Regions from separate parts of the Homo sapiens genome. Here regions 1, 2, 3 and 5 are each linked to region 4. Evidence: chromatin contacts called from ENCODE Hi-C or POLR2A ChIA-PET data. All regions are on one chromosome and are shown on one strand. Each heading gives the region's core, a stretch centred on a gene start or an enhancer-like site at or near the end of the contact. The rest is flanking DNA. Distances are from core to core; before and after follow the strand shown. Region 1 holds the start of LAMTOR1 (late endosomal/lysosomal adaptor, MAPK and MTOR activator 1). Region 2 holds the start of NUMA1 (nuclear mitotic apparatus protein 1). Region 3 holds the start of XNDC1N (XRCC1 N-terminal domain containing 1, N-terminal like). Region 4 holds the start of FAM168A (family with sequence similarity 168 member A). Region 5 holds the start of INPPL1 (inositol polyphosphate phosphatase like 1).

Region 1 (2,700 bases), core at 147-2,646, 1.5 Mb after region 4:
ATGCTCATTGATATGCAAGTTTTCTGTAAGCAAGGCCATGCCTTGGGCTACAGGGAAGAGTCAGAACCTGTCACTGTGCTCCAGGAACTCCCAAGTTTGGTAGGTGAGACTGACCCAGGAACAGAGAATACAATATAGTGTGATCACTATTGGATGTTCCATGACTACAGGGACTTTGGCTGTTTTGTGAACTGCTGCATATCCAGATATAACAATGTGTGGCACATAGTAGACGCTCAGCAAATATTTGTTGATTCAATAAATGCATGAATTAACACTGGATGAGGATTAAGCATAGGGAGCTGGGCATGTCCAGAGAATGGAGTCAGAGAAGGTAATCAGGAGGACATTGTACTGAGTCTCGAAGACAGTAAAGACAGTAGGCAGACCAGGCTGCATGTACAAAGTCCAGTAGATCAATCAGGAAACTACATTATTTCTCTATGTCCAGTGAAACACATTGCTGACCCCTCCACCCCTCACCCCAGAACATGCAGTGGGAGAGGTGTCAGGCTCTTGTTATGTCAGACGGGTAATGTGCCAAAACAAGATTTGAGGGTGGCACATTTGATACATGCTGGTGAACACCCAATCACACGCTCATGAACAACAAATGGATCACTATACAATCTTGGACGGACTTGGACCTGTGTTCAGGGCCCAAGGGAAGACATGGAGCGGGGGTTAGGAAAAGAGAACTGATGGTCAGCTTTGTGCGTTCGATTACAATGGGTGCTGTTAAAAAAGGCAGAATTAAAGATAAAAGCCTGAAAGCAGAGAGGTCAGTGAGGTGGCTTCTATCTCCTCTACCAGGATTTATCTCCGCTGCGCGTCAGCATGTGAAGGTAGTATAAGGTCCCTTCTTCCTGTAAGTCGCAGATCCCCAGCCCAGGTGGAGAATACACCCTCTGTGTATTCACCCCCAGCCCAGCTGGGCGATACACCCTCTGTGTTCCCCGACTAGGTACTGGTCATCTGGATCATCTGTGTGTGTGCACCCAGACCGTACGATCTGGAGCATCAGGCCTGGATCCCAGTCGCCCCTCGCATGGCATTTAGAAGAGTATATCACAAGGGCATACGAGGGCATTTGGTACGAGTTCGCTCAATGGCCCAGAAAAGTGGCCTAGTGGCCACGAGAACGCATAACACAATTCACGATGGCCACTACTGCCAGTTTAGAGACTGGAAAGATGAAGTCATGTGATCCGCCCCGCCCTTTCCCCGCATCACGTGCTTGCGTGTACGGTTACGCCTTCCCATTGGTTGACAACGATCACGCGCTAGCGGGCGGGACCGGAAGCCGGGGTATTGACTGAGGCGGCCAAGCGGCTCCGGGACAGGGGGTACGGGGGGTGGGGGCGGGTGGTTGCCTGCGGGAGGCCGCCGCGGGTCATGTGACCGGAAGGGCTCCTCACGGACGCCGTCCCTCCTCGGCGCGGCCTGAGCGCCCGGCCCGACCCCGGCCATGGGGTGCTGCTACAGCAGCGAGAACGAGGACTCGGACCAGGTGCGGCCGCGGCAGGCGGGGCTCGGGAATGAGGGCTAAGACACTGGGGCATGGGGCCCAGAAAGAAACCTGCGGAGGACGGGCAGCCGGACTGCAGGGCTCACTGAATACGGAGGCCTGGAGGGGACAGATTACAGAGGAGACGCCAAGCCGGGCTCCTACCCCTGTTAAAGCCCCAGATTTCTACACAGTCCCCGCCTCGGGGTGTGCAGGCAGCCGCCTGTCCGGCTCGCTCCCACCACTTCCGTTTGCTCCTACCTTCAAAACTTTTCAGATTCAAGGATCCTCAGTCTAGGTCCCCGGGAAACACTCCCTTCCCCAGCTTCCTGTGTCTTCTGTGTATTAGTGGGCTTTGCGAATCCATTTTAGGGGTGGGTAAGCTGAGGCCCTGAGTTAGTCTGTCCTGAGATGAATCAGGAATTCGTGTATCGTCTTAGTCCCTGGGGTTGCAGAAGGAAGGTCGCTGCTAGTCTAGGGCCAGGGGACGACTCTGGAAGTTGGTGGCCTTTGAATTGGCCAATGAAGGATTTAATCGATACAGTGAGGACATCGGGACATGTGGGAAATTGTCTGGGAAGCAACAAAGAGGATTTAGCTTTGGCTAGATTGTGGGAAAAGAGAAATGGAGCGGGAAGTTCATTTGGTTCTGAGTTTGGCTTGCCTCAGTGCAGTCTGCCTGGGGCCTGAGGGTTCCTTTAGCTGGAGACATGCCTATTCTGAGAATTTGGCTGTAGATCTGATACCTTTGGAGAAAGGGTTAGGCTGGGGAGACCTGTACAGTTTTAAATTCTCCCTCTTCCTCTTAGTGCATTCTCACTTCTCCCCACACTCTAATCCCTGCCCTGCCTGGCCTGACATTCAAGGATGAAGTCTCAAGTTGCTGTCTACTCTCCTTTTTTGATCGTCTCTAAGCCCGGATTCTACATTTGAACATATAGTAGACCTGAGAGAGTAGAAAGGTTTCAGGTAGCTCACGGTCTAATGGGGAAGATGGTCACAAAAATAGATTATATCACTGGTACTTGGGAAGTAGTTCGTTCTTCAGTGAACGTATTTTGGATTAAGGGCTTAAGCCTAGGAAAATGTCGTTTGTATGGGAAGCAAGGGTGGCTTCTGGTTCTCAATTCTCCATACACCCAATGAACACATATTTCCTTTGCCCTGTGTTAGGCATGTGTTGTGCCTAATAC
Region 2 (2,700 bases), core at 73-2,572, 1.5 Mb after region 4:
GAGAGACTGTGAAAGCACTGGGTAGGTTACTAAATGTAATAGATCTGTCGTGAGTACTAAAAAAAATGAAGCTCTAACTGTAGAGCTTTGAGTAGCGGACCACGGAGAAGGTGTGGGGAGAAAAGGGAATCTGGGGACAGATTGAGAAGGGGTTTTACTCCTTGGAAGAAGAAGGAATGAGGCACTTCACGCCCCAGGAAGTTTCCTACATCTCTAGAATTAGGGTAGCGACTGCGATTTACTCAATCTAATGCTAACCGCATGTCTTGGAAGAGGGTCTCAGTTCCTCAGAGGAAAACCAACCCCATTTCTGAGGGCGTTTCTGATCTCCCAGGTTATGCCTGGAACTTGAAGCATCCGATTTTGGGAGCTTTATGTTTGCGTTGGGGGCGGGGTTCGTTGTTTTGTTTTGTTTTTGTTTTGTTTCGTTTTGTTTTGTTTTGAGATGGAGGTATCGCTCTATAGCCCAGGCTGGAGTGTAGTTGCGTGATCACGGCTCACTGCAGCTTCAATCTCCGGGCTCAAGCGATCCTTCTACCTCAGCCTCCCTAGTAGCTGGGGCCACTGGAGCGCGCCACCAAGCCCGGCTAATTTTTTTATGTTTTTGGTAGAGACAGGGTTCGCCATGTTTCTCAGGCTGGTCTCGAACTCCTGGCCTTAAGTGGTCCGCCCGCCTTGGTCTCCCAGTGTTGGGATTACAGGCGTGAGCCACCGCTCCCGGCCCTGGGGGTGGTTCTTAAGCATCCCCAAATCTGTATGGATATATATCTCAACGCCTATCCCTCCCTCTGCTCCCCCTCGCCCAGTCTGTCCCATGTGAGTGTTGTATCTTGTTCGCTGTGAAAGGTGATGAGGGTCGGTGGGGGAAATCTCAGATCCCCGAGCAGGAAGGTTCTTAGTCGTTCTGTGAGTGCCCCTCCCTTCTCCATAGATCTCTTGTCCCCTAGAACGGGTTTCCTGTTTTCCCGCCCGACTCACCCGCAGTCGCTTCCTCTCCAGTCTTGGCGTCCCACTGCCTCAGGGTTACTCAGAGCAACTCCATGGCAACTGCTTTCGTCACCACAACCCGGCAGGCGCCATAAGTACTGACGCGATGCTTACCGGGACCTTCAGTTTGTCAGGGGCGGGGCTTCAAGGCCGCGGGTGACGCTGGGATTTGTAGTTCTCTTTGCCTTCAAGTACAGGCCGGGGTCCGGAAGCGGTGATACCCCTTCTCTTTCCCAGTGGCCCTCAAACTTCCTTTTCCCGGGTCCTTAAGCGGGCCCCGCCGACAGAGGCCAATCAGAGGGCAGCGCGAGGGGGCGGGGCCATAGTTTAAACTAATTGTGCGCTCACAGCGCTGGCGCGAGCCCACGAAGAGGTACGATTCCGGAGAATCGCGAGGCAGAGCGGGAGCGCGCAGCCAGGTAACCGGCGCGGGCCCGCGTTTGGCGTGCGGCCTGGGCACCCCTGCGGGTGCTCAGGCCTAAAAGGGGTGCTGGAGAGGCCGCTGCGAGCGGAAGGCCTCCTCCATAACCGAGTCCGAAAGGGCAGAATCTATGGGGGTAAGGTTTGTGAGGAGAGGCGCCTGAGAGGGAGGAGCCGGGGGGGGGGGGGGTGCCTTAAAGGGGAGGGTCTGTTTGGGGGCGTGTCTGTGGAATTAAATCTGAAGGTGACTGGGGTCGGGGGTATAGGGCAAGTTCCCGAAAGGCTTGTAAGCGAGGGGTCGGGTCCTGGAAAGTCTTTGCCTTTTATCGTTAACAATAGCAGTAGTTATGGTAGTGCAGTAGTCAGCATTTTCTGAGCTACACCGTCCACAATGACCTGCCAAATGTTTATCTTTTTAATCTTCTAACCACCTGTTATACTTTAAAGATGGGGAGCCTGAGGTTTATAATGTTTAGCTTGGCCCGGGTTACGTAGCCAGTGCGAGGTTGGCTCTACTTTGGGTTTATGGGTTGGGCATAAATGGGGACGGGGAAGGTGCTTTGTGGGGGCGCGCGTTGTCTTGGACTGGTCAGTGTATTTTGAGCCTCACTTTTCATATATGTAAACAATGACCTTACCTGCCTTACCTACTTCCTGGGGTGGTTGTCCTGGTCAAAACAGGTTAAGTCTTTTTTTTTTTTTTTTTTAATTTTTGTTTGTTTTTGTTTTTCATCCATGGACTCTCACAGATAACATGTTTCATACACGCACCTCGGAGAGTACAAATTTATGACTATAAGTGGTGTGACTGTGTGAAGATTGTGGGTGGGCGGGAGCCCACTGGGTTGATGCTGCCGCCTCTGGGTACTCTCTTTTGCTTACCTCTGAGTTAGCACTTGTCATTTTTTTTTTTTTTTGAGACGGAGTCTCGCCCTATCGCCCAGGCCGGAGTGCAGTGGCGCGATCTCGGCTCACTGCAACCTCTGCCACCCGGGTTCAAACAGTTCCCTGCCTCAGCCTCCCGAGTAGCTGGGATTACAGGCGCCCGCTACCACACCCGGCTAACTTTTGTATTTTTAGTAGACACAGGGTTTCACCATCTTGGCCAGGCCGGTCTTGAACTCTTGACCTCGTGATCCGCCCGCCTCGGCTTCCCAAAGTGCTTGGGATTACAGGCGTGAGCCATCACGCCCGGCCTGCCATCTGGTATTTTAAAAGTCTGCGTGTTTGTCTGCCCTTCTAGATAACGAGAGACTTTTTCGTCACTGTATCCTAATGGCTAGGCAGGATTTG
Region 3 (2,700 bases), core at 192-2,691, 1.7 Mb after region 4:
GTCTTTAAATGCCTATTAGATAGGTAAAGGGAACATACAATCTCAAGGAGCTCACCTTCAAGGAACTCATAAATCCAGAAGAAGAGAGAGACACTTATTTATCGTTTAAAACTCAGCAACTCCGGGAAGCCTTCCCTATCCCAAGCTGAAATGTTGCACACTTCTCAGTGCCACCATTATATCTCTAATGCAATGACTAGTCTTCTTGTCTGTCTCCCACCACTAGACTGTGGGCTCTTCAACGGAGGGGCCCCTTGTCTCCCTAGCACCTGGCCCAGAACCCGGAGCAAAAGTCATAATGTTTATTAAGTGAATAAATGCATGAATTCCGGCATACAATCATTTATTCATCCACTTGTTCCTTCATTCGTTGGCCAAAACTTTACTGAGCATGCATTAGATACAAAGTCTTAGAATGGAACGATAAATAAAACAGTTCCAACTTTAAGATAACTCAAAGCTATACTACTAGTGGATTAGCACTCTTTCCCGGTCTGTGTCCCCAACCCCCACCCTAGGCTTAGACAGAGTCCTCTCCCACAGTAGAAGCCCAGCCTTCCCCTGAAGAAATTCACGTCCCTCCAACTCAAACTACCTCTTAGCCCTTCGGTCCTACCCTAAGACACCCAGCTAGTAATCACAAAATCTTAACACCCCCACCCCTCCGACCTCTCTCTCTGTCCTCCATCTTCACCCTTGAGGCTAATGCAAGTCTTCTACTCCCAAGGCCGCCTCGGAGTCCCCAAGTCAGGAGTGCCTCTGACTTCGCTCTCCACGCACCCGCCCCCTAGTCAGCTCCTTCCCTCTCAGGATCTTTCCCTTCTCTCCTAAGACCCCCACCTCCCGATACCTCACTGCCCCTCCCCTCAGTCTCAGGTTGAGTCTCTCCTCGTCTCTCAACTCCGCTTACCTCATCCAGCTCCCGTTCCCCAGCAGCACCACCTCCAACCTCCACCTCCACCACTGCCGCCATCTTCACGGCTCGCCCCCTCACCGCAGTCCCCGCGCGAGCCAGCTGCTTCCGCTGCTCAAGTGCTCCTAGCCAATCGGCGGCTCGGACTCCAGCAGAGGGGGCGGGGCATCAACACAGGCGGAGACTGTCAGGGATCAGGAGGTTATCTACTTGCTGCACGTTTCAGGGTCAAGGAGAGGGGAGTACCGTGCCCTTGCAAGCTTCAGCAAGGGAGCGTTCTTGGAAAATGAGAAATTTGAATCGCATTATTTTCAGTGCAACTATTTAACCAATTCTTCCCTTTGGAGAGCCAAATGGGAGCGTTCCAAAACGGGCAACTTTCGCGACGCTCCCTCAGTCTGGGCTCCAAGGAGCGAGACGTGGGGACTAGGAACTACGTTTCCCAAGCTGCACTGAGGCTGACCCGGAAGTTTAAATTCCGCTCCCTCCACGAAAGAGTTGTAGTGAGTGAAAATAAATATTAAAACACACGGAAATGTATTTTCCTGGCTGCAGCACCTGCCATCTTGCCTCGGTAGGACTCATTTTCAAAAACAGCAGCTTCTTGAAGCCCCAGAACGCATTCCTGTGCTACGGAAGACGGAAGAGTAGCTCTCGGGGTCAGAAGGCGAAGGTCAGAAGGCCGAATTGGCGGGAGAATAGGTTTGGTGGTCCGAGATCCGAGGCAACGGTGGCTCCTCGAGGTCCACGGTCCCGGGTGAGGGGCGTTGGGATTTGTTGATGGGGAGGGGAGTGGCCGAGAGGGAGGAGGGTGGCCATCAAGGAAATGAACTGAGCAGCCTGTTCCCGATGAGCTGTGAAAGCAGCGGTGCGGCTTGAGCTCCCGAAACTGAGAGCTGAAGAGCCTTGCGGGACCTCCAGGGCACCCACATTCCGCGTCTTACTTAGGCTGTCATGCCAGTTCACACACCTCGGCACACTTTTCTAACCCACATCCTGCGGCCCCAGCTTCTGCCTTACCCTCCTTTTTATACACCATTCACTGTCCCACCCCTACGTATACCTTCATAACTGATTTTTCAGCAGCCGGTGAACTCGATACCTTGCAAGCCTGTAGCCCCAGCTCACACGCCTCTGGGCGTCCGCCTGGATCTGTCTGGTGAATGGAACTAGGATGGCCTGTGAGCCCACAGAACGTCTAGAAAAGTCAGCTTTACATTGGGACCAACAGAAAATTACAGGGAATTATCTACATCATCCACAGGCATCCCATTTACTTAAAAATAATCATTTTTATTTTGTGACACTTAATACGGAGAATATTGTAAATACTGTACACCCATCACCCTAAATTGACTACTGGCATTATGATTTATTTGCTTATTTTTTAAAAGCTAGATAATACAATAAAAGTTAAACTTACCTGTTTTTTCTACTCTCAAGCCTATTACCCTCTCATCCTCTCCAGAAGCAACTATTATGAATTAGAATTAGCTTGTGTTCTCCCAGTCCATTTTTAATAATTATATGTAGCCATGACTATATAGTATTGTATTGTGTTTCATTTTGTTTTTTAATCTGAGTGCTTTTTTTTTTTCTTTGAAACGGTGTCTCGCTGTGTTACCAAGGCTGGAATGCACTGGTTCAATCTGGGCTCACTGCAGCCTCCGCCTACTGGGTTCAAACGATTCTCATGTCTCAGCCTCCCAAATAGCTGGGACTACGTACGCGCCACCACGCCTGGGGAAATTTCATATTTTTAGCAGAGATGGGGTCATGGCCATGGT
Region 4 (2,700 bases), core at 97-2,596:
TGTAGTCCCAGCTACTCAGGAGGCTGAGGCAGGAGAATCGCTTGAACCCGGGAGGCAGAGGTTGCAGTGACCTGCGATCGCCCCCACTTTACTCCAGCCTGGCTATAGATCCAGACTCCGTCTCAAAAAACAAAAAAAACCTACGTGCAATCTGACACCCTTTCCCCCAAGATAATCATTGCTAATATTTTGGCGAACCTCTTTCCTGAAATCTCTCCATGCTTGTAGAATATTGTGTCAAACCTCACATAAATGCACTCGTGTAGACATGCTGTTGTGTAATCAACTTTTTCCCCGAAGAATAAATTGTGAATAGCTTTTCATGTCAATAGATTTATATCATTTTAAATGGCTCCTTAGTATTGCATTGTATGTATATGTCACGTCTTATTTAAGCAGCACCCTATCGATGAACATTTACTCCCTTCATAATTAACTACGTCATATAACAACTTTGTGCATTCATCTTTTCGAAATTGTTCGATCATCTTTTTAAGGTAAATTCTTAAAAGTAATGGAGCTGGGTCAAGAAGAGGATATGCCCTTTGTCGTTTGGATTCAAGTTGCCGAATCGTCCTCAAATTTGCAGGGAGACCAGCGAGGAAGCTCCGGCATTAGTTCTGGTGAGAGACAGCTGAAACGGAGATGGCGAGGGATGAACAGAATCACAGGTGATCTAGCCCATCAAGGCCCATCCTCGGTGGGCTGGCGTATTCCTTCCCTTTTGCCTCTCTTTCACTTCTTTTTCTTAACATGGAGGAAGAACCGAGAACTCCATCTCCCAGCATTTCGCAGGGACCACACTCCCTGGGAACTGTAGTACCGGGTCTGAGAAGGGTCCGGAAGGAGAATAGGAAGCTGAGGGGCATGCTGGGAGGTGTAGTCCAGAGACAGAGACGAGAGGGAGAGGGAGAGAGGGAGAGAGGGAGAGAGGGAGAGACAGAGAGTGTGTGTGTGTGTGTGGGCGGGGGGAGGGGGGTGTCTATGCAAAGAGGATGGAGACGCTGCGAGTACGGCCCCTTGGGGATGGGGCCTCGGGCGACCTGACTTTCCTCACAGGTGGTCTTTGAGTCTACAAAATTCGCCAGCGGATGGTTGGCTTTATTCCACTGTCCGTGACCGGAGAGGGCGCGGCCCCTCTGCACCGGGCTCGCGGCGGGAGGCGCAGGCCGCGCGCGGGCTAAAGCAGGGCATGCCGGGAGTTGTGGTCCCGGCGCTCTGAGGCTGTGGGACGTGTCGCGGCGCCGCGCCGGCTCCTCCTTCCCTGCCCTTCTGAGCGGTCCCCCGCCTCCTCCCTCCGCCTCCTCCTCCCTCGCCCGCAGCCGAGCGTCCCCTCCCCCCACCCGTCGGGCTCCTCGGCGGCTACTGCAGAGGATTCAGAGCCGAGTCGCTGAGGAGGAGGCTCCGGTCCCCGCGCGCCATCCGCCACCCTACTGGACACGGGCGAGAGCGTCGCCGCCGTAGCCTCCGGAGAAGACAAGGGCATCGCCGCCTCAGCCGCCGCCGCCGCCGTTTTCGCCTGCAGCTGCTCACCGGTGAGGAGACTCCCCCCGCCACAGGGTCCGCTGGTCCTGAGTCTGGGCCGGTGGCGCTGGCGAGAATGAGAGGGGAGGCTGCGGAGCCCCCGTGCAGGTTGGGGGGAGGGGGTTGAGGTCGCGATGGAACGGCGGGCTGGCGGGGGAGACTTGTCCAGGCGCTGGCCGGGGGTGGGGTGAGGGTGGGACCCAAGCAGGTTGGGGGGCGGGCGACAAGGGAGGAGGACTTTTGATGGAGAATAACCCAACCTGGGACAGGAGAGTGGGGTGGGGGCGTCGGGTTGGAATTCGGGATGGTCTTGGGGCGAGGTGGAAGATGAGACTAGGGTGGGATGGCTTTTAATGGGGGAGGGGACTGAATGAGGGTGGTGATTTGGGTTTGGCCTGGAGCAGTTGACAGCTTGGGATCTGAGCTGGGGTGAGGGGCAGGGGAATGATTTCAACGGAGAGTGAGTGGCATGTACAGGGTTGGTTAGGGCCCTGCGTAGTGTTAATTCAGAAGGGTGGAATTTGGGGTGGACCTGGGGCAGGATGATGGAGGTGGCAGGAGTTGGGGGTGAGGGGCTTGGCATGGGTTGAGACCCAAGCTTGAAGTGGGTGTTTGTCATCTGGGGCTGGTGGAATTTGTGGAGACTTATGGAATAGCATGGGTTAGGATAGAGCAGAAGAGTGCAATTTGGGGGTTTCCTGGGGTGGGCTGATGGAGGTTGGAATAGGAGTTGGTGGAGGTGGGACATTCAGTGAGGGGAGTGTGATGGTGAGCTGGCAGGAAGGGGCCACATTGGAAGTCAGGCCCGAAATGGGAGGACAGGGATGGAAATGGAGTGTGGGGCACAGTGGGTTGGATTTAGGGTGATCTTACAATCACTGGAAAGGGCATGGTGGCTCCTTGGTTGCAGAGTCAAGGCAGAGGGCACATAAAACATCACTGGGCTGCTTTCATTGAAAGGATAGCGGCAGGGGTGAGCAAAGTTGGGGGATGGTATCTTGAAGAAAATATCCCTTGGCCAAGGTGGCAGAGGGAGTTTTGGAGAAGGACTTTCGGAGATGAGCTGGTAGGCCTGGGGAGGTGGTTGCTGATGGTGAGGTGGCACAGGGGAAATTTAAGGAATGGGAGACCTGGAGCTGTTGGTATGGATGGGGCAGAGAGGATGGAGAGGGACAG
Region 5 (2,700 bases), core at 201-2,700, 1.4 Mb after region 4:
AGAGCGAGACTCTTTCTCAAAAAAAAAAAAAAAAAAAAAGGTCTCCCCTGGTCTAGGCTAATGTGCGCCCCGACCAAAGATGTCAGGAGAACAAAGGGGTAAGGAAGGTACAGTGGGACAGGAGTTTGGGAGGGGGTTCACAGAGCTAAGAAAGATCTAAATAAAGATCTAAATAACTGATCTAAATAAAGCAGCCCCCACAGATTCCCACTCACTGGGCCCACAGAAGCCAACTCAATGTCAGACTGCAGGGCAGGAGGTACAAAGCCGCTAGAAGGCTGCAAAACCAAGAGTGCTAACTCACCCCAGCACCACTACCAACCACACTGGGCTGAAAGGCACAGCCACAGGACCTGGCCCACTCAGAGAAGCACCAAGTCTGGCTCTGCTCTCACTCAGCACTCATAGCTCAGGGCTAGGGCAGCCAGGTAACCAGGGCTCAAGCCCAGAGCCAGGGCTCAAACACTCACTCATTGGTTCAGAAATAATGGCAAGGTCCCATACAGCCTCAGCCTCTGCTTCCCCAAGCCTTCCTCTCTACACCACCCATCACCGCCCCCACCACCCATACACGGCCAGGCAGAACCCCAAAGCACCGAAAGGGGCCCTAAGGAAGCTGCCAGGCATCCCCACACACCCCGTCAGTCCCTCTGCCCCGACTCCCTCTCCTGCTCACCACTCAGTCCCTATCCAAACGGGACTGCACACAACGTGGAATGCACATCCTCTCCCCTGCTCCCTTCTACCTGGAGGATGCCTGAAGGGGTCTGCCGGGGAATGCCCGAATTTTTCGTCATCACAGTCACACTGGGCCACAGAACCCCATATTCTCTACCCTCAAGGCTCCTGAAAGTGCCCCCAGACACACAGCAGGAAGTGCCCCTGCGTCCCTCCTCAGACCCAGGAGAAAGCCAAGGCTCCCACTCTGGGGGGTGGAGGCGGGTCTGGCGTCCCACCGCCCCAGAAACCCTCACCCGGGCCCTTTCCACACCCGGCCGTGCCCGCGCTCCCGGTCCACGCCAGCCCGCAAGGAGCCCCCGCCCCACTCACAGGACGCAGAGCGCGAAGGCCCCCGCCACGCTCTCGCTGTCTCGGACCAGGAAGCTGCCATCGCGGCCCGCCCGGGCCAGCAGCTCCTCCGCGGCCGCCCGGCTCAGGTCGCGGTGGTACCAGGAGGGGGCCTGGCTGCCCAGGGCGCCCCCCGGGCCCGGCGCCCCGCAGGCCGAGGCCATGGCCCGCGCAGGGCTCAGCACCGCCCGCCCCCGCCGCCCCGCGCCATCCGCCCCGAGACGCTCAGGGCTGAGGCTGGGGCCGGGCCCGGGGCCCGGGCTTGAGGATCCGTGGGCCGGACAGAGCCGGGGATCGGGACTCAGCACTCCGCCGCGCAGGCCGCCTCGTTCACCGCGCAGCCGCCGCTGCCTGCAGCGCCGGCCTCAACTTGAAGAGAAAGAAAAGTTTGTTCAGAGGCGGCGGGGGAGGGGCAGGAGCGGAGCGCAGGGCCGGCTGCCGCCCCCTCCCCCTCCGCTCGGCCCGCAGCCCGGGCCGCCCCTGCCCCCAGCTCCTCCTGCGGGGACGGTGCCCCCACCTTCCCGAAGGGCCCGGGACCTCCCAGACCCCACAATGATCCTGCCCCCATCATTCACCCGAGGAGATCCAGTCCCCAAATCCCCATCGAAATCCGAGTCCCCCCATCCTGGCCCCGACACTTCGGGATCCAGGCACCCCCTGGAGAATTCAGCGCTTCTCAGTTCTCCCAATGATATGACCCCTAAGCCCCATAAAGGTCTGATTCCACTCCATGGCTCTTCCTCTCGTCCCCCTTACAGCTTGGCTGCATCGAGTTCCCCAAACCTGCGAAGGATCCAGGACCACCCCCTACCCATCCTCTTCCCTCCACCCAAGCGGGCGGGGCCCCCAACTCCTGCGAAATGCAGCCCCCTCTTAGATCTGAACCCCCAACTCCACGGGAACCGTCCCCCGGCAAAGCCTGCGGGGAGATTCCCTGGCTAACCAGGCTTCTGAAGATTCTTACTCTGGCGGGGGGCCCAGACGAGGTGCGACGTTCTCGAGCCTCTCACGCAGCCCCTCCCAGCCCCGCAGAGCCCTTCCCCCTCTCGGCCAAGTTCCCCAGCACCACCCCCCACACCCGCAGGCCGGGCCTTGAGGGGGTTCAGCAGTCCGAAGCCAGGAGGATCCCTGGCCCGTCTAGTAGAAAGTTCCCTCCCGGGATCCCGGCCGCCGCACGCAGACCCCCACCTCCCGGGCTGCTCCGGCGCCCCCTTCCCCGGACAGCGGCCCTGGGCTCCAGGCGGCCACTTAAGATGGCCATCCGCGCGCGCCCCCGCCCTCCGCGCCGCCCGCCCCGCCCCGCGCCGCCCCGGGGAGCCGGGGGCAGCACCGCGCCTCGCCTCACCCCGCCCCGCGCCTCGGTCCCGGAGCCGCTGGCCCACTGGGTGACCTCGGGCAAGTCGCGGCGCGGGGTTGAGCGTCGGCTTCCCGCTCTGGAAAATGGGGATCCTGTGGCGAGGGCCGGCTCTGGGGGCCGAGCTCGTACCGCGCTCGGCACCGGGCCTGGCGCCCAGCCCGCGCTCCCGAACGGCGGCTATTTTTATTATTAATTAAGGAGAAACGAAGGTGACAGCTGTGTAAACTGTAAAGCGCGGCTGCGGAACGAACGGGTATTATTAGCACTCGCCCCCG

What was found. A loop is a pair of places that touch in the nucleus more often than their neighbours do. ChIA-PET counts read pairs that join two places held with the same protein, here RNA polymerase II (POLR2A). Pooled maps may share reads with other maps.
Region 1: a pooled map shows a loop between it and region 4 (25-fold over the local background). The contact joins the promoter of LAMTOR1 here to the promoter of FAM168A in region 4. A Hi-C loop is called at or near these places in 9 of 50 pooled maps.
Region 2: a loop to region 4 is called in a pooled map, with 18 times the contacts of the local background. The contact joins the promoter of NUMA1 here to the promoter of FAM168A in region 4. A Hi-C loop is called at or near these places in 1 of 37 single-sample maps with no recorded cell type and 7 of 50 pooled maps. POLR2A ChIA-PET finds 5 or more read pairs at or near these places in 2 of 52 experiments (OCI-LY7 and naive thymus-derived CD4-positive, alpha-beta T cell).
Region 3: a map of CD8-positive, alpha-beta T cell shows a loop between it and region 4 (9-fold over the local background). The contact joins the promoter of XNDC1N here to the promoter of FAM168A in region 4. A Hi-C loop is called at or near these places in 2 of 168 maps with a recorded cell type or tissue (CD8-positive, alpha-beta T cell and naive thymus-derived CD4-positive, alpha-beta T cell) and 9 of 50 pooled maps.
Region 5: a map of B cell shows a loop between it and region 4 (7-fold over the local background). The contact joins the promoter of INPPL1 here to the promoter of FAM168A in region 4. A Hi-C loop is called at or near these places in 2 of 168 maps with a recorded cell type or tissue (B cell and CD8-positive, alpha-beta T cell) and 8 of 50 pooled maps.

The regions. Positions count from the first base shown.
Region 1 is chr11:72,101,993-72,104,692 of GRCh38, reverse strand. LAMTOR1 (late endosomal/lysosomal adaptor, MAPK and MTOR activator 1) reads left to right here and starts at 1,396. Exons shown (of 5, transcript NM_017907.3): 1 at 1,396-1,510. The coding sequence starts at 1,469. All of the region lies in intron 5 of LRTOMT (leucine rich transmembrane and O-methyltransferase domain containing), which reads right to left. It also overlaps the pseudogene LOC124902837. RefSeq lists enhancers at 310-830, 1,611-1,690 and a silencer at 1,241-1,510.
Region 2 is chr11:72,079,164-72,081,863 of GRCh38, reverse strand. NUMA1 (nuclear mitotic apparatus protein 1) reads left to right here and starts at 1,322. Exons shown (of 27, transcript NM_006185.4): 1 at 1,322-1,406. LRTOMT (leucine rich transmembrane and O-methyltransferase domain containing) reads right to left here and starts at 1,014. Exons shown (of 9, transcript NM_001145310.4): 1 at 979-1,014. It overlaps LRRC51 (leucine rich repeat containing 51), which reads right to left and starts at 1,014. Exons shown (of 6, transcript NM_145309.6): 1 at 979-1,014. RefSeq lists enhancers at 1-955, 967-1,236, 956-1,911.
Region 3 is chr11:71,927,335-71,930,034 of GRCh38, reverse strand. XNDC1N (XRCC1 N-terminal domain containing 1, N-terminal like) reads left to right here and starts at 1,441. Exons shown (of 6, transcript NM_001375847.2): 1 at 1,441-1,670. RNF121 (ring finger protein 121) reads right to left here and starts at 989. Exons shown (of 9, transcript NM_018320.5): 1 at 911-989. The coding sequence starts at 973. XNDC1N-ZNF705EP-ALG1L9P (XNDC1N-ZNF705EP-ALG1L9P readthrough) reads left to right here and starts at 1,441. Exons shown (of 11, transcript NR_172895.1): 1 at 1,441-1,670. RefSeq lists an enhancer at 1,299-1,608.
Region 4 is chr11:73,596,758-73,599,457 of GRCh38, reverse strand. It overlaps FAM168A (family with sequence similarity 168 member A), which reads left to right and starts at 1,346. Exons shown (of 8, transcript NM_015159.3): 1 at 1,346-1,535. RefSeq lists silencers at 903-1,132, 1,263-1,392 and an enhancer at 1,284-2,012.
Region 5 is chr11:72,223,517-72,226,216 of GRCh38, reverse strand. It overlaps INPPL1 (inositol polyphosphate phosphatase like 1), which reads right to left and starts at 1,450. Exons shown (of 28, transcript NM_001567.4): 1 at 1,051-1,450. The coding sequence starts at 1,232. RefSeq lists silencers at 965-1,174, 1,185-1,544, 2,095-2,494.